Linked DNA regions of Mus musculus: region 1 is linked to region 2. A link is a loop called in an ENCODE intact Hi-C map of the cell type or tissue named here. Cell type or tissue: gastrocnemius. All regions are shown on one strand. Links, peaks and the distances in the headings refer to the core of each region. The heading gives the core; the rest is flanking DNA. Region 1 overlaps Kdm5c (lysine (K)-specific demethylase 5C). Region 2 overlaps Gpr173 (G-protein coupled receptor 173).

The links. Hi-C counts contacts between places; a loop is a spot of excess contacts. Peaks named below come from ENCODE experiments on the same cell type or tissue, not always from the same donor. Only the 100,000 strongest peaks of a DNase experiment are listed, where the experiment ranks them.
Region 1: it touches region 2 in a loop (3-fold over the local background); 5 of 42 quality-filtered maps call a loop at or near these places.

The regions. Positions count from the first base shown.
Region 1 is chrX:152,267,542-152,276,830 of GRCm38, reverse strand. It overlaps Kdm5c (lysine (K)-specific demethylase 5C), which reads right to left. Exons shown (of 26, transcript NM_013668.4): 18 at 8,831-8,936; 19 at 7,708-8,066; 20 at 6,978-7,116; 21 at 6,300-6,479; 22 at 6,000-6,137; 23 at 5,238-5,819; 24 at 4,902-4,971; 25 at 4,557-4,756; 26 at 1-4,122. The coding sequence ends at 3,757. Among named protein-coding and RNA genes, the nearest start is that of Kdm5c, 39 kb to the right of the region's middle. In gastrocnemius, for the core only: no CTCF peak of the experiment used is centred there; a DNase peak (open chromatin) is centred at 4,062; H3K27ac peaks cover 549 bases.
Region 2 is chrX:152,347,850-152,357,138 of GRCm38, reverse strand. All of the region lies in intron 3 of Gpr173 (G-protein coupled receptor 173), which reads left to right. Among named protein-coding and RNA genes, the nearest start is that of Tspyl2, 10 kb to the right of the region's middle. In gastrocnemius, for the core only: a CTCF peak has its summit at 4,140 (motif pointing right); a DNase peak (open chromatin) is centred at 4,151.

The DNA of each region.
Region 1 (9,289 bases), core at 541-8,540, 80 kb after region 2:
CAGTTCCATTATGAACAATAGCCTGGTGGCACACCATACTTAGACCCCCCTCTGAAATAAATAGGGCTTTATTTTGCATCGAAAATGGTTATTACAACCCTGTCATGTTTTGGCTGGGCCCAGCGTATTATCCTAGGGGTCTATTCCTTATATGCTTACTCAGAACTTGCCAAGTATCTTACATACTTGAGTGTGGCACCCAGGATTTAAGCACCCCCTAATTTCAGGTCTAGGACACATGGTTAATGTTTCTCTTTCAGGGCTCTGGTGGTCTTGGTCCAGACCCAAATGACTTCCAGAGTGTCATCCTGGATCAGCAGACTTCATACAGTGCATAAGGAACAGAATTCACAAGCAGTGTAGGGCTGGAAATGCTGCTTGATCTGCCTCTTTCTGAACTGACCATACAAGATTCCCACCCTCCCAACCCCCAGCCTTGAAGTAGCAGAGGACTCAGACCTGGTTCTTGTTTTTCTCCTCCAGGAACTCTCAGAATAGGTACTTTCAGGTAGATTGGGGAAAAAAACTCACTAAACCTAGTGTTTGGACATGATTTAAGGCACAGTGGAGACACTGAAAAGCTACACAGGAAGAAATGCAGAGTTGGGCCAAGAGAGGAATTTAGATGCTGGATGTGGTGGCACATCTTTAATCCAAGCACTCAGGAGGCAGAGGCAGGCCTCCTGTGAGTTTGAGGCCAGCCTGGCCTACATAGTGAGTTCCAGGACAGCCAGGGATACTGACTCTGTCTCAGTAAGAGAGGAGAATGGGGAACAGGGGAGGAGGGAGAGAGATTTGTCCTTAATAGAAGCAGTATCTCTTTCCACCCCTGCATCCTCAGGTGCTACCCTGGCAGGAGTGAACTGTCTGGTAGGATGTAGCAGCAAGATGGTGTCTGTAAACTAAATGACTCTGAGGTAAAACTTGCCCACTCGGTGCTCTCCCAGAGGAGGAGGGAAAGCCCAATTGAAAAATGGCCCCCTTCAGATTGGCCTTTGGGCAAGCCCAGGGTGCATTTTCTTTATTGACGTCTGATATTGCAGGACCTAGCTCACAGGGCTGTGCCATCCCTGGGCTGGTGGTCCTGGGTGCAGTATGTAGGCTGAGCAAGTCATGATGAGCAAGCCAGTAAGCAGCACTCCTCCATGGCCTCTGCATCAACTCCTGCCTCTAGGCTCCTGCCTCCTTCCCTGGATGGACTACAAGCTATAAGATGAAATAAACCCTTTCTTCCCCAAGTTGTTTTTGGCCGTGGTGTTTTATCACAGCAACAGAAACCTAATTAAGACAGTTTTGAATCAAAAATGGCTACATGGACACTGTGAAAGGAGCAGAAAGTGTATAAGGGATATGTCAGGGAAATGCTGCGAACGGCTGCCTGAAAATTGGTAAGGGACAGGCCCATACCACAAAGGACCCCTACTTGGCCTGAGAAGTTCACTAGCCTAGGAGATGTTGTAGGCACCATCTTTACCTTTCCTTTGGCCGCTTCTTCCTGTGCCTAGCTTCCTGGACTAGAGTGGTAGTAAAGTATCAAGATCAAGCTCCTTTGGGTGTCTCTTCTGCTACCTCCAACTCTCACTGGAAACCAATGGCTGGGCAAAGGCAAGACCCTTGATTGAAACTTAGTATCAAAGTGGACCTGGGGCAGGGGTACTCCCTGTTTCCTGGTGTTTACCTTTCAGCATAGACTAAAAGACTCATAAGGCAGGGAGGTCTAAGCCATGCTCCCACCCCTGAAAGCCACCCAAAGAGGGTGAGTGAGATATATCACTACATTTCTAGCAACTGGAAATCCTGGGAAAGGGGAGAAATGGAGCAAAATAATCCTTCTGAACATATAAATGAGGAAGGGCAAAGTAAGAGTGCTGGTGTGCTGAGTTCCTGAGCTAGGGATCAAGACTTGACTTTAGCCTGTAACACCTCATACAACCTTGAGAAGAGGAAAAACCTTGGAGAAGCCAGGGATGCCTGGAAGTTAGCTAGTGAAAACAGGGCCTCCAAGCTTTTGCTTCCTCCTATATCTCCTAGGTAAACTCTGGACAGAGAACTCTCAGAACCATAAGAATGTTCTTAGTCTTTAGAGGGTTATGGTTCCTTCATGAATATGATGCAATCTGGTGGGTCTTAATCTGAGAAAAATGCATATAGATACCCACAAAAACATGTATAAATGTATTTCAGAGGTCAGTCCCTGATCAAGCGTAGTCCCTTCTTTCAGGCTCAGAAGGGCGAAAATACAACTACTGTAGGACTGTTAATAGGCTAAGTCAAAGAAGGCAGACACAAAAGGAGCGCATATTGTATCATTTCATTTATATAAAATGTCCAGAAGAGACAAATGGGAGGAAGGAGGGACTACCTAGGCAATGTCTTCTGGGGTTGTAAAAACAGTCTAAACTTTTTGCAGTGATTCAATGACTGAAATATACTAAAAGTCACTGAATTGTATACTTGAAGTGGATGAACTGTATCTATGCACATTTCATCTCAACAGAGCAGTTTAACAGTGACACAGACGTTACAAATTAACCACACATTCATTAGGGGCAGGAAGAACTAATGGAGAAACACCAAGGATGGTCTGACTCACCAAATTACATATTTAAAACAGCTCAACTTTATAGCATGGAAACTCTACCTCAATAAAGCCATGAAGAAAAAGTCCCCCAGAGAATAGAAAATCAAGAGCACAAAGCTAGGGGAAGCTGTCGTGCAAATTATCAAAGGGGGCCAGTGCCCACCAGTCTGCAATGGCTTGGGGGAAGACCAGGAAGGATATCTTTTCCAAGGTTAGAGAGAAGTTGGTGAGATTTGAATTCAGAGCCCTGCTTCCCTGGCCCTGGCACTACTACTAACTGGCACTGCAGCTGCTCCACTAACAGGCGAGGAAGGTTCTGCTCTCTTTTTGAAGAGAAATGCACTTCAGAAACATGTTTCCAAAAAAAAAAAAAAAAAAAACATTCCTAAGGGTTTTATTTCTAATGAGGAAAATAATAAAATAAAATTAAAATAGGCTTTAGTTGAAACAAAGTTTGTTTTGCTTTTTTTTTTCTCCTTTTGAACAAATTAATTACACACCAACAATCTTCTTTATTACAGCATGAACCCAGGAGGAGGAAAGGAGATAGGGGAGGATGGGCAGGAAGGGTTGAGGTGGGTGTGTGGACAAGCACCAAAAGCCTTCAGACCATAGGCAGCCCTGCTCAACCCCAACAAAATTCATTTAAAATAAAAGGGTGAGGACAGCTATGTGAAGTTTCCTCCTCCTGGGTGGAACAGTAAGGGGAAGGGAAAAGATGAAGGGGAGAGGAAAGAAGTAAAATGGACTGGGAGGGGGGGGGGAGCAAAAGTGTGAAGTGGGGAGGGAAGGTTAGTGTAGCATGGCCTGACCCAGGGTCAGAACTGGGGATAAGGGAGAGGTCCCCCAGTTTGCATGTGCCCTGGATTTGTCTCTGGAATGGTGCTGGCCCAGCCCCAGTAGATCCCCTGCCCACCTGTCTATCTGCCTCTGGTGTCTGGGAATGCTGGTTAGAGGTTACCAGGGACGCAGGACTCCAGGGGCCGGCCCCCAGGAGCTGAGGTCTGAACAATACCTTGGAGTCAGAATATAAAAGTCACGATCTTGGGGATGGTGGTGAGGGGGAAGTCTCTCCACCTACCCGCCCACCTCCAAGAAGCAGGCTTGATGGTCAGAAAGGATCCTTGAGGCCAAGGAAGGATCTTTGTTGGGGTCTGTGCTAGGCTCAGCCACTGTCACAATTGTTGCAGAGATGGCTGCTGTGGGCAGGACATCAACAGCCGGGAAGTCAGAGTAGAGAAAGGGGCTGAGGTGTCAGAACCAGCCTCTAACACTGGTTCTAAGCCATCCTGGTCCTCCTGGATGCTGGGGCTGCCACTGTTGGGGAAGGGTACAGGAGGGACCTCACCCCCAGTCTCCTCCTCCAGCTCCTCTTCCTCCTGGACTTCCTCGGCTTCTGGTCCTGAGCTTCGTACCCTCTTTGGCTCTAGCTCCTCTCGTGCCGGGTCATCCGGCTCCCCACCCCGATCCACCTTCCTCCGTCGTCTCCTCTCTAGGGCTCGGCCTCGTGTCCGACTCCCATGGCGCTCTGCCTTCTCCAGCTGTGAACACAGAAGGCAAAAAGACTAAATTGTAAGTGGGGTCTGGTGGTGCATGACTGTAATCCCAGCACTTGCAAGGCTAAAGCAGGAAGATTGCCACGAGCCAGGCAGTGGTGGCGCATGCCTTTAATCCCAGCACTTGAGAGGCAGAGGCAGGCGGATTTCTGAGCTCAAGGCCAGCCTGGTCTACAGAGTGAGTTCCAGAACAGCCAGGGATACACAGAGAAACCCTGTCTCGGAAAAAAACAAAACAAACAAAACAAACAAACAAACAAACAAACAAACAAAGCCATGAATTCTAAGGCTAGCCTGGACTCTCTATATAGCAAAATCCTATCCCACTCTCCCTCTCCTTGCGTACATGCAAGTAGTCAGGGCTCTCTGCCTACTTGGCCTGACCAGGCCATGTCAATAATGGCTCCTCCTCTCCTTACCTCCAGAAGTGTCTGGACCCTCTTCAAGTCTGGAGGCTGCCCAGCCTGCAGCAGCTGCCAGATGCTATGATTCTCATCTAGGGTCACCTCAAGCAGATCCCCTTCCATCATAAGTTCCTCCAGTGGGGCTCGGGTTGCCTCAGGCAGTTCCAACACAGGGCCAGACAACTGTGGTAATATTGAGGATAGCAGCTCCAGATCTGGAAGATGCAGGGACAGGATGGATTAGAGGCTTCCCTTGGTCTTATCCTACACCGCTATAACAAAGCTGAGGACATCAGGGGCCACACTGATAATATCCATTCAACATCCCACTCACACTACAGCTAGACCTACCTCTCTTACCTGAGCCCTCCTCTGTGGCTACCTTTTCAGGACTGGTCACACTGTCCCCATTCTCCAACAGCCCCTGGACCTATCAAATATCAAGATCAGGAAAAGGCAAGGGGTAACTGAACTGAAGAGCCAGGCCCTACTCTTCCTTCACCCATGCCAAACCTGGAAGACTATCTCTTGGAGGAAGGCAAACATGGGGTGTCAGCTGAGAGCAGGGTTTAGGAATTTGGACAGATAATAGGATGGAACAAAAAGGCTGGGCCAAAGGAGATTTAAAACAGGAGAAACAGGGGCAGAGCTAGGGGGACAGGAATTTGAAGTTAAGAGCTAGGCTAAGCAGCTCACCTTCGGCATATTGCCAGTGCCCTCTCCACCATCTGAAGGGTAAGCCAGGGACTCCTCAGGCTTGGATTCAGCCTGTAGCCGTTGGCGCAGTTCAGCCAGCCGTCCCAACAGAGCAGTCACTTCCTCAGAGGCCAAAACCTGTCTGGCACGGCCTTGCCAGCTGATGGCTCTCTCTGTGAGGCACTGTAGAGCCTCACCCTCAGGCAGCCGCACAGGCAGTCTCTGTAGGGCTACCAGCAGTGCCAGGATGGTTTCCAAGCGTGGGCGCCGTGAGCGCATACACAGAGGGCACAAGAATTTGGTGTCCCATTCCCACCAGGCCAGCAGTGGGGATGAGGGAAGACTGGACCTCTGGGAGCTGAGGAGGCGGGGTACTGTCACACAGCGCCCATGGAACCAGTCCTGACACAGGTCACACTGCAGAGCTCCCACCCCAGCTGGCACTTGCCCACACACGCAGATAGAAGCTGTAGAGGAGGCTGTTGTCAACAGTGCCAGTGGACTTGGCTTGGCTGAGTTGGTACGACGAAGCTGCAGTATCCCTTCCTTCTCCTTCTGCTCCCCCTCTTTGAAGGCCACGATCTGCCGTGCCCAGGAAAGGGGGAAGAATAGGTAAACAAGCTGATTCTTTCGTTCTCTGAACGCAATACCCCACTCCCAAACCAGGAAAACTGAGCTCAGGAAGCAAGTGGTCTGCCCATGGTCACAGGGCTCAGACAATCATCACCAGGCTCTTTACCCATCTGGAGCTAAGCTTCTTACCACAGAGCCTGGGTCCCTGAGGTCCTGCGCAGACAGCCCCAACAGCTCTGTGTCAGATTTGTACAACCCCAGCTCCTTCTCCATCCACCGGCTGCGTTTGGTGCTGTCTGAGCCGGCGTCTGCACACGGGCAGAGCACCTGAGGCAGGCAGACAGAGGCAAATGACCAGGCTTCCCTACCTCCCCGGATTCTTTCCTCCCCTCACCCATGCCCCCTCAAAAACTCATATTCTCATATAAACTACCTCAAAACAAGTCAGTCTTATAAAAAGAGGCTATAGGTAAAAGTGCTCGGTCTCACCTCCAATAATGTATAGCAGGAGTTCTTCTTGAGGAAGGTCTTGGAGGCCTTTTCTCTCCAGGAGTGTGCTGTCAATACCTGTAGCTCTAGCTGTCTCAGTTCCTCCAGCCCCACAGGGAGGTCCCGACCCACAGCTACGAGGCCCTCCAAGTCATCCAAGCAAGGGTAGTGGTCACCATTCTGAGCACAGGTGAGAGAAAAGGGCAAGTTGAACTTGCAAATATCTCCTAATTCTCTATGTCTGGTCTGAGCTGGGAAGATGGTCTGCCCTTATAATCTCAAAGCAGAAACAAATAACATTGTCCTCAGGAGTACCCTCTACCATGCATGACCCCTACATCTACTAACTGGCTCAGTCCAGGTAGCCAGTCAGCCTTCAGGGATACTGACTGGACTATGCTTTTGTGGTCTTCCTTTTCTACCTACTGCCAGGTACCTGTCCCTTTCTACTCTCATAACACTTGTCTCCTTGCTCTACCATCCACATCCCGGCCAGCCCCCCACATCCTTCAGGCCAGCCTCAGAAGACCCTCTCTTAATATTGTTCTGCAAACACTTTGCCTCCTCACAATATGTGGTACCTCATCACTCTCTCTAGCCATGCAACACAGCACAAGCCTATATATCATCTCTTCTAGCAACATGGAAAATCTAGGTGTGGATGGGGGTGGTCCTTACTTGGATCTCATCCACATCAGCAATCCATGCCCGGGCCTTAGCAAGAGCCTCCTTGAGAGACTGGATATTGGGCAAGTGAACAGGGATGTTTTCTGCTTCATGGATTATGGCCTCAAGTGTGGCTGGTGGATGCTTCTGCCTAAAAACAACAAAAGAAGGGGCGGGGAAACAGGCCGGTTTGCTCTATGGATCAGAGCACAGCCTGATCAGTACTTGTACACAGCTGTGCTCTTGTTATTCTTTCTGCCACTTCTGTGCTTTTATGTTGGTAAAGATGGTTGCCAGGTTCTGCTTGCTTCAGATTGCATGCACCCACATAGCCTCCACCATAGCTCTTGCACCTATGTTTGCCACTCTGTCAGCCTGCTACAAGTTTACACTCTGATCACTTGTGTATCCTGTGGCATCTTTTTACAAATATCCACTCATCTGCTTGTTTCCTGTGCTTCTGAACATGTTTACATGCTGGTCTATTGGTACTGGGCTACACACACACACCCCAGCCTACCTCTGCCTCTATGTATCCAGACTTAAAATGAAAAAGAAACAAAGAAAAAACAAACAAACAAACAAACAAAACTAAAAACCAAGACCAGAAACAAAAGAGCAGAGAAACTCAATATACCTACACTGGGGAGTAATGCCCAAGGCCACCCACAGCCATTTTCTTCAGATTCTCCACTAAAATTTGAAAGTAAAGAATGGCAGGGAGGGGAAGGGTTGGACTTACCTGGCCTCTAAGCAGAGGTGGGCTTTCTCTTCCCAGCGTTCAGCGATGGTCAGCAGCTCCTGAAGCTCTGCCTGGGCCTTATCCACAGCAGGGCTAGGGGCTACACTGGCGCCCGCAACCAACAGTCCCCGCATGATGGCCAGGGTACCCCTTCGGGCAGAGGGAGCCAGCGTGCGTTTTACCTCATCCAGCCACCGCGCCTGTTCCACCTGCCTTTGGAGCTGCTGGGCTTCAGGTACCTCCACACCCAGCTGTTGTCCTCTCTCCAACAAGGACTGCAGCAGCCCTGGACTGGAAGGCTGTGAGACCAGGGCCTCACGGGCCTCAGTCTGGTAGGCTTCCACCTGTTCCAGAATACCCTACCAGATACAGGATGAATAAAGAACAAACCCTTCAGATGAGGCCACTTAAGAGGACCCACAACACATCCTGTTCCAGCACCTCCCAACACAACCTTTTGAGAAATGGAAATCTGCCATGGACTCAACTGTCACTGTCTGAACTCTAAAACAGTAGTTCCTGTAACATTTGACTGCTCATTACGATATCCTACGGAATGCATTAAAATGTATATTCCTAGGCAGCTTTATTCATGATTGATCATAAATTTGTACTTTACTACTTCTCTCTACATGGGACTCTGTTCTCAAAGCACCCTAAGAAATATTATGCTATGTAAAACCCTCATGCTCACTCTGGGGTCCCCTGCCTTCTCCATCCTACTTCTATTTTTTTTTTAAGATTTATTTATTATTATATATGTCACTGTAGCTATCTTCAGACGCACCAGAAGAGGGCGTGAGATCTCATTACAGGTGGTTGTGAGCCACCATGTGGTTGCTGGGATTTGAACTCAGGACCTTTGGAAGAGCAGTCAGTGCTCTTACCCGCTGAGCCATCTCTCCAGCCCCCTACTTCTATTTTTATAAACTTTATTTATTGTTTCAGGCTCAATAAGCACCTTTGTTACCTTTTACTTTCTCAGGTAAACCTTCCATTGTCTCAACAGCTTGTACTCATATCTCTGTTCCTTGTCCCAAATCCCAAACCTAAAACCTTGCTCATACTTTGCACTATTTTCTCACACATGCACCCTGTCTTACCTAAACCCACCTCTCCTCACCTTGACATCCCCAATCTGGTGCATGGCACAGGGCAGGTTGTTCATCTGGCCCAGAAAATCCCGTAGCTCAGCCAGGGTCATCTGTAGGCCAGCCACCCTGTCAGGGCTATGGAGTTTCATGTATGAGATTTCAGATGCAAACCCAGGTCCCTCCTTTCATGTGTGCCAAAACCACTCCTCACCGTATCTGTTCAACTTCAATCTTGTGTCTCAATGTTCCCACAATTGCCTAGGCTACAGGGAGGGGTTTTAAATCTAAGCCTATTCATAGGGTGAAGGGATAGGAGCAGAGAGGCAAACAGTTGGAGGGTGAAGGAGCTTATAAGCTAGTGATGCTAACAGAAGCCACACTTTATTCTTACATCTCCACTAACCGGCATGGAGTTGGAGAGAGAACCCCAAGCCTCATATACTAGAAAAACAGGAAGGTACACTGCAAGCCCCTAGACTTTACAATCC
Region 2 (9,289 bases), core at 931-8,930:
CTATTCTCTTTACCTCATCCATCCCAAATACATTGTGGACAATTTCCCTGCAGAATGCTAGCAGGTAAAATTTCACTTAGCTTTTCTTATTAAGTTTGCAACCCTGTCACTAACTGACTGAGCTCTGTATGAGAATAGTCTAATCATCGTAAAATACTTTGGTTCCTTAATTTATATTTCCAAGTGCTTTACAATATTTACTTTAGATGTATTTATTTTATGTTTTTGCTGTGTGTGTGTGTGTGTGTGTCTGTGTCTGTGTGTCTGTGTGTCTGTGTGTGTTATGTGCATACCTGGTGCACACAAGGGTAGTAGAGTGTCAGATCTCTCAGAATTGCAGTTACAGATGGTTGTGAACCATAATGTAGGAGAGCCAAACCCAGGTCCTTCTCAAGAGCACCAAGTGTTCATAATCTCTGTGTCACCTTTCCAGCCGCGTGCTTTCTTTTTTTAAGTTCAGAGTCCACTTAGTGCTACCAGAATGAGCCATCTCTTCAGTCTCAAGTGCTTTTTTTAAAAATCTGAACCTTAGATGGTGTGGTGGCACATTCCTATAATCCCAGTAGTCAGAAAGCTGAGGCAGGAAGATTATTAGGAGTTTATCGTCACCTGGGGCTATGTAGTGAATATGGTGATTATGAGGTCATCTGTGGCTACCTAGACCTTGTTTTTAAGAAAAAAAATCCAAATGAACTGTGACTCTCTCTCTCTCTCTCTCTCTCTCTCTCTCTCTCTCCTTCCTCTCCCTTTTCCCCCTTCCATCTTCCTCCTTTCCTCTTTTCCTATCTCCCTCAACAACTCCCCCAGGCCTTATACATGGTAAGCCAGCACTCTACCTACCATTAAGCTGCATGCCCAGTCCTTATATCACGTAATTGAAGGGTACAACAAATCTTTGTGGCTTCTGAAACTGAATTTTTCATTGCTTTTTTTTTTTTTTTGAAACACTGAGACAAAATCATAAAATCTTAGACTGACCTTTGATGAATCAGTTCAATTAAAACTATTATCTTAGTTTGTTTTCTATTGCTGTGATAAGTACCATGACCAAAAACAACTTGGGCAGGATAGGGTTTGTTTCAGCTGACAGCTTACACTACAACATGAAGGGAAATGAGTAAGAACTCAAGGCAAGAACCTGCAGGCAGAAACTGAAGCAGAACCACCAAGTAACACTGCTTACTGGCTTGTTCCTCAGTCAGCTTTCTTATACAACCTAGAACCAGTAGCCCAGGGAAAGCACCACCCACATCACCCACATCACCCACATCAAGAAAATGTTCCCCACAGACTTGCCTACAGGCCAATCTATGGAGGCATTTTTGCAGTTGAGGTTCCTTCTTCCCAAATGACCCTAGCTGTATCAAGTTAACAAAAAACTAGCCAACACAGCTATTGTATGGCCTCATTAATTTATCAACAAATATTTTTACCTAAAACTACAAGGTCTTAAATGTGAAATACCACCAAGAATCAGATTGGGCTAATTTTTAAATAGTGGATGCTAATAGTGAATAAATCAATACATAGACTGAGAAATAATAAAAATATATTATGATGTTCACAGAGGAAGCCTCTTTTAAAAACAGATAGTGAAATGTTTATGAGTGAACTAGTATAATAATTATGGTTTACAAAACTGAGGGCCAAGAGAAGTGGGTCGGGCTATGGACAGAAGAAGACTAGCCTCTGGGTTTATAATTGGTATATCTGCATATTGAGTTCACCAAAGTTCATCGTGGTGCTCCATCTTGCATTTTTATGTTTGAAATGATAACTATGATAAAGAGTACTTTTTATAAAGAAATAACAGTCAAGGAAATTAACAAAATGATTATATTCCCTTTAGGAATACCAAATACAATACATAATCTGAAATCTGAAATGCTCCACAATCTGAATTTTTAATGCAAATACGATGCTATAAGTGGGAAGTTTCCCACCCAATATCTAGTGACAGGTCACAGACAAAATTTAGACACACTAAAATATCGCATAAAATCACCGTTATGCTGTGTGTAAGAACACAAATGAACTTTATGTTTGGATTTAGGTCTAATCCCCAAGATGGTGTACTGTATCTACACAAATATTCCAGAATCTGAAAAAGCCCAGTATCTAATGCACTTCAACTCCTGAGCATTTTTGGATAAGAGATAAGCAAACTGTAATCCATAACAATCCTCCACACACCACTCCTCCCCCACCCTCCTCTTCCCTTTCCTCCCCCTATGAGCATATGCATGCTACACAAATGCGGTACCACTGAGTCACACCCCCGTGACCAACTTTTCTATTTTTGTAGGTGAGAAAAAGTAAGAACAAGAATAAAATTTTAAAAACAAAACAAAACAAAAAAGCAAGCTAACATACACATAGATACAGGCCAAACCAAAAAACTCACTTGTGATAAATAAGTGAAGGTAATAATCAAGCTGTCTGGGATATTTTAATAAGAACCTATTGAAAAGCAATATACTTCTTGCCACAGTCTCCTGTACCTGTCCTTACTCAAGCTCCCCAGTGTGCATGTACCCTACCAGCCAAGTAGCTCTCTATTCATATTTTCACATATACCAGCAGAGGTTAGCTGATTTCTGCACATGAGCAGATTTCTATTATACGTGTTGTTGGAGATATATACATATAATGTGTTTAAGAGAAAGTTAATATGTTTGCACACATTTGTCCATAGGCAAGTAGCTATTTATAGTCCAGTGTCTGCACATACAAGTGAATTTTTGTCTGATTGCAAGTGCTTTGTTTGAGAGAGACTGGGAGCCTCTCTATTCTTTTGTGGGTATGGTAGAGCTATTACATGTCCATTTATCAGTGAGAGTTTATATATTAGAGAGATTCATTTCTGTGCCAGGATGTACATATCTGTATTGTTGAGTGTGCCTAATCTATGTGAGGGGAAGTAAGTTGATTTCTTGTGGTAAAGGATACTCATATATGTGAGCAATTTTTTACCTGCAAATATATCTGTAGGTATCTCAGGGATTCTGTATATACATACCTAGGAATCATGTTTCAAGTGTTTGTGAATTTGACAGTATGGGTGATATTTAACATGAATGGTAGTTTTGTAACAGAGTTTGTATATGTGATGATGCAGATGTACTGTTGTGAGATTTTTGCCTATGTGGGAGTATTTAAGCAATCAGATATATCAGCTCAGTGGCTATATAAGAGTCTATAGGTAAAATAACAGTTGGTTTGTTTTGTGTTTGAGTGTGTGTGTGTGTGTGTGTGTGTGTGTGTGTGGTATTAGAACTCTAAGGGAAGGCAGGGTTGTGAGCCATTACATATGTGTATGTGAAACAGTGTGTCAGTGTCTCTACACTGAAGACCAATTCTCGGCCCTCACTTAATGTGCCTTTTATGTAACAAACTTGTTACATAAAATTTGTCCTTTACTATCTGGAAATGGAGTGTGTAGACTTCTGCACCTGTCATTTCAAAAGGAGTCCATACTATACCTACATAATGTACATATTGTATTAACTATAATACAAGTAAGAAATGATTTATAATAATTTTATTTAGATGTATAAGTGTTTGGATGTGACACTCCTCAGGAGATTCGAGAAAATAATTGGACACTTATAATAAGTAAATGTAGTTTAGAAGAAAAATCAGGCTCAATGTACAGGAAAATGATAAGCAGAGGATTCATATTGAGATTTTACAAACTAATGAACTTCACTGAAAAGCAAAATACAGTCTCCTCTTGATTCATAGGACAGCCACATTCCTGGATAATTCCTGGTATGCTAAAACTAGATGAAGAAAAATCTCATTCAAAAAGACTCTAGGCTCAGCTAATTAATTATAAGCTCAAAATCCTATGACTTGCAGGTCATATGTTAGTAATGTCAGAAGACCCCACATATCACTAAGTGATGAACTCTCTCTCTCTCCCTCCCTCCCTCCCTCCCTCTCTCCTCTCTCCTCTCTCCTCTCTCTCTCTCTCTCTCTCTCTCTCTCTCTCTCTCTCTCTCTCTCTCTCTCTCTCTCTCTCTCTCCCCCCTTAAATATTAGGTCATCTTGCACTGTTAACATGAGGCAACTTTCACCCCACCCACACCCACACCCACAATTCCTGTAGATTTCTAAAATGTCCTCTAGGGGGCAGTAACGCCTTTGTAAAGAACAAAGCCCTGGTACTAAGGCAAATACAACTACCTCATCTGTGCCTGCTCACCTCTGGTGCAATGTGTGTGTGCATGTGCTCACGTCTCAAGCAGTGTGCATGTGTGTGTATGCATGCACATATATACTATACTTGCTGTCCGTGAGACTGTGTTTCAGAAAGCCTGTGAGTGTGTAGGTCTGTGCACAAAGGTGTCTAGACACAGGCAGGTATATTCTGTGCACATACATTTATCCTTTGCCTCAAATGAGCCTCAGCTACAGACTGTGCTTAAGAGCCCCCGACCTCGTTAATACAACCTCTTCAAGCTTCCCAAGCAATAACAGGGCTTTGCTTGTTGTATTGGGTGTTGTTGTTGTTGTTGTTGTTGTTACTGTTATTTTTGTGTTTTTTATTTTGTTTTGTTTTGGCTTTGAGGGAGGTTGGTTTTAACTTTTTGTTTGTTTTGTTTTTTGAGTTCTATGTGTAATCCTGGCTGTCCTGGAACTCACTCTGTAGACCAGACTGGCCTCAAACTCAGAAGTTCGCCTGCCTCTACCTCCCAAGTACTGGGACTAAAGGCGTGCGCCACCACGCCCGGCAACTGGTTTTAACTTTAAAGTTTGTTTTCGCTGAGACCCTGAGCTACAAATTATTTACCTTTCAGCCTAGTATATCTTCCTCTGTACATGTTGGTGTGCTTTGTCTCTGTGTACGTATTGCTCACTGCCTCCCATCTCTACCTGGTCTTCTATATCAGGGTTCCTTAATTTTTTTTTCTACTTATGACCCCTTTCACCTAAGAAATTTTGTATGCCACCCCAGGTGTATAGTTATATAAAATAAGTATACAAATCAAACATTTACTATTAACAAGTTTATTTGAAACATTCTCAGGCATGCATATAATTTTACTATTCATTAAAGGCAAAAGTAAATTTGCATGCTGAGATGGATTTGCTTTTTTACATAGATAATTAAATCTTTTCTGAATATTTGGTACTGACACATATAAGGCATCTTCAATGTTTTTAAGAGTTGATTGGAGCTGGGCATGGTGGCACATGCCTTTAATCCCAGCACTCGGGAGGCAGAGGCAGGTGAATTTCTGAGTTCGAGGCCAGTCTGGTCTACAAAGTGAGTTCCAGGACAGCCAGGGCTACATAGAGAAACCATGTCTCGAAAAACTAAAAGAGTTGATTGGTATTTTGATTTTATAACCGTCAATGCTGAGAACCTCACTTCACTTAGACACAGAGTACAAAATGGCAGAAGTATGGTTAGGGGCATTTCAAATTTTGCTGGAAATTCTGTCGTACTTCCAAGCCAAAATTCATCTAATGATTTTTTTTTTATGACAATCAAACCAACAACTCAAATGGCAGATTATTTGTTTATTTTTTTATTTTTATTTTATATTTTTTTTATTTATTGGCAGGTGTTTGAGACAGGGTCTCTCTTTGTAAGCTCTGGCTGCCCTGGAACTTTCTACGTAGACCAGGCTGCCCTTGAATTCACAGAGATCCATCTGAAATGGCATTTTTTTAAATAGAGTATTCTAATACAATACAATGTAATGGCATACTATTTTGATACTTACAGGACAATAGGAAAGTATTAAAGGTTTTAATTTTCTGCACTTCAGCCATTATGTTTTATAAAAGAAAAACGATTGTATGTACAACAAAAACACTGCAATTCGTAGCATATAGTAGTGTCAAGTCTTCACTGAGGCATTTCGGGTACCATTTGTTGTCATTGGGTTGTATAGTGGCATGTACAGTGCAAAGTTTGCGTGTTGTATGCTCAGAACCATGGCTTCAGTAACATTGCATCTATAATGCAGCATGAGCAACTGCTGTCAGAAATGTATGGGATTCATCACACTTTTGATTCTGGATTAAATTTTGGTCATTACATATCCAGAAATTTTGTAAAATTTCTTGAAACCTCCATATTCAGTGATGCAACTCCATAGGTTAGTAACTCATTCAGTTACAAACCATGCTTTAAGGAGCTGTGTTCTAGATGGTTGGTTGGTTGGTTGGTTGGTTTTTTCCTGTGGTTTTCCTTCTCCACCCTTTCTGTCTCCTCTCTTGCTCATTCACGGTTGCTCTGTTATCTATGTCTCTTTTAAGTCACTCTCCCTCCCTCTCTTTCTCCATTTATGTCTCTTCCCCTGTCCTTTTTCTATTTTTTCTGTCTTTCCTTCTCCTATGTCACCATCTGCCTGCCACACAAATGTCTCTCTTTGTCACTCCCCGTGTATCTGACTACTGCTTACAATCAATCTATCTCTATGCCTAATCTTTGCCCCTTCCCTCCCCTTATGGCTAAGGCATAGTGTGTCTGTGTGTGTCTGTGTCTGTGTCTGTGTGTCTGTATGTGTGTGTGAGCGCTCGCACACACACACACACACACACATTGCCTTTAATTATACATAGTGGAAGGCTGTCTGCAGTCCTGGAAGGGGTGAGAGATATCAGGTCTTGAGAGACTGAAAGAGACCTATCTTTATTTCTCTCCAACTCCTGCCCTAACACCTTCTCTTTTAAGTAGGCCATTGGCTATGAGATTAATTGATACTGTCAAAAAAAATCCTGCTTTTAGGTGACAGGCCAGATTGTATTGAGCTAGAAACAATGCAAAGGGGACAACTTTACTAGGAGGGAGTTGGCAAGAAGATATCCACTTCAAGACCCATCTCCCTAGCCTGTCCCCCAGTTCATATCCAGCCCTAATAGCAATCCCAAGACTCTTCAGTTCCATGTGGGCTGGCCTAGTAACCTTCCCTCTGGGAAATGCTGTCACCTTGTCATGTCCCCACATTGCCTGCCTGCACACAACAGGCACTTTCCTACTCCTAAAACTGTTCTTTCAGCAAATCCAGGGTGAATACTTTCATGGAGCCCTCTGCACTCATCGTTCAGTCTAGTTCTTTAGCCAATTAGCTTGGCATCTTTTCAGCAGGAACCTACTTTGTGCATGTCACTGACCTTTTAGAGGGGAGGGTACCTACCTACCCTGCCCTTGTGGAGATTCTGTTCTAATGGGATGAGGCAAGTAACAATCTAAATTTGAAGAGTATATGATATAATTAGAAGACAGAGATGCTGGTGAGAAGGAAAGGGGCATGGAGATACTATGACCTCTTACCTGGATTACTAATGAAGCCTCACTAATCTCTCTACATCTACCGTTATGGAACATGCCCAGTGTTCCCAGCAACAAGTAGAATCTTATTCAACCCTGAACCAGAATGACATCTTAATCTTTGTTCAAAAGCCTCCCAAGTAACTCGGAATCAAAGTCCTCCCTATGGCCTCTATGCTACGTCCTTGCCAACTCTCTGACTTACATCACCACCTAACACTTGCCCCTTGCTCGCCCCTTGCTCAATATTCCACCCACTATGGCTTCCTTGCTCCTTCCCAGTGTGCCATGAATAGCCCCATCTCAGAGCCTTTGTTCTGACTGTTTGTCTCCCTGGAGTTCTAGTCTCCCAAACAGCCACAGGACTTACATCCTCACCAATTTGCTTAGATGATGACTCCTTTGTGAAGCCTTCCCTATCTGCCTCATCAACAACTTCAGTACCTTCCTCACCTCTAGCACTTTAAATCATCTTCCCCTACTTTATAATTATATTTTACAATATTGTCATCGGCTGATATACCAACTCCACCTGTCTCTTCTTGTTACCTAAAATGTCAATTATACAAGAGTAGGGGATCCTTTTGGTTGTTGTTGTTGTTGTGTTGGCTTTTGGTTGGTTAATTTTTGGGTTTTGGTTTGTTTTGGTTTTGGTTTTCGCGACAGGGTTCTCTGTGTAGCCCTGGATGTCCTGGAACTCGATCTGTAACCCAGCCTGGCTTCGAACTCAGGGATCCACCTGCCTCTGCCTCTGCCTCTGCCTCTGCCTCTGCCTCTGCCTCTGCCTCTGCCTCTGCCTCTGCCTCTGCCTCTGCCTCTGCCTCTGCCTCTGCCTCTGCCTCTGCCTCTGCCTCTGCCTCTGCCTCTGCCTCTGCCTCTGCCTCAAGTGCTAGAATAGGAATCTTTTATCTGTCTGATTCACAACTGTATCCCCAGAGCATAAAACAGTGTGTGACCTAATGTAAAGAAATATTTTTTCAATGGACCAACACAAGTATACCTACATTTTTATATTCATACAAAATGCTAAGTTAACATAAAATTATGCCAGAGGCTGCATCACAATCCACAGTCCTACAACATTTGGTCTTCTATGACTTCACTTCTCTGAAATATACCATTTAACAAGATTAGTCTTCTCACAGAGCATGCTACACACATTCCTGACCATGAATAAGATCTGCTAGGCATGGTGGCATAGAGCTGTAATCCTTGCACATGGGAGTCTGAGATAGGATGATCCCAATTCAAGGCTTGCAGAGGCTGAGGAAAATGTTCATAGCCAACCTGGTCTACTTCCCAAAATCCTATTGCAAAATTAAGAGGTTTTTTTTTAAGATTTATTTACTATTATACTTAAGTACACTGTTGCTGACTTCAGTCGCATCAGAAGAAGGCGTCAGATCTCATTACCGGTGGTTGTGAGCTGCCATGTGGTTGCTGGGATTTGAACTCAGAACCTTTGGAGGAGCAGTCAGTGCTCTTACCCACTGAGCCATCTCACCAGCCTGAAATTAAGAGTTTTAAAAGTAAATTTTTAAAGAAGGTTTAGGAATGTAGCTCATTGGATGGGGTAGGTTCTTGCCTACCAGGCCTGAGACACTAAATTCAATCACCAGTACAGAAAAGAAAAAAGAAAAGAAAAGAAAAGAAAAAAGGAAAGAAGTAAGCGAGGGAGAGAGGAAATGGAGAGAAAGACAGAAAGACATCTAATGAGTGGCTGCCAATAGTTTAATAAAACAAAACATGAAATACAATAGAAATGCACGAGTATATTACAATTTGGACAAGTAGTATGTAAAACGTTTAGTTGAGCTCTGTGTTTGTATGTGTATGTGACACACATACATAATTGTACTGGATTATGGGTAGCAATAAAAAATGCTTGAATACAACCTTAGGGCTTGTAAAAGGGAATAAGAGTTGTACCAACATCTACAGCCCTACAGACCCACGAATGGAGGAAGAAAGGAATCTGAGGACGTTGGGAGACATAAAGCA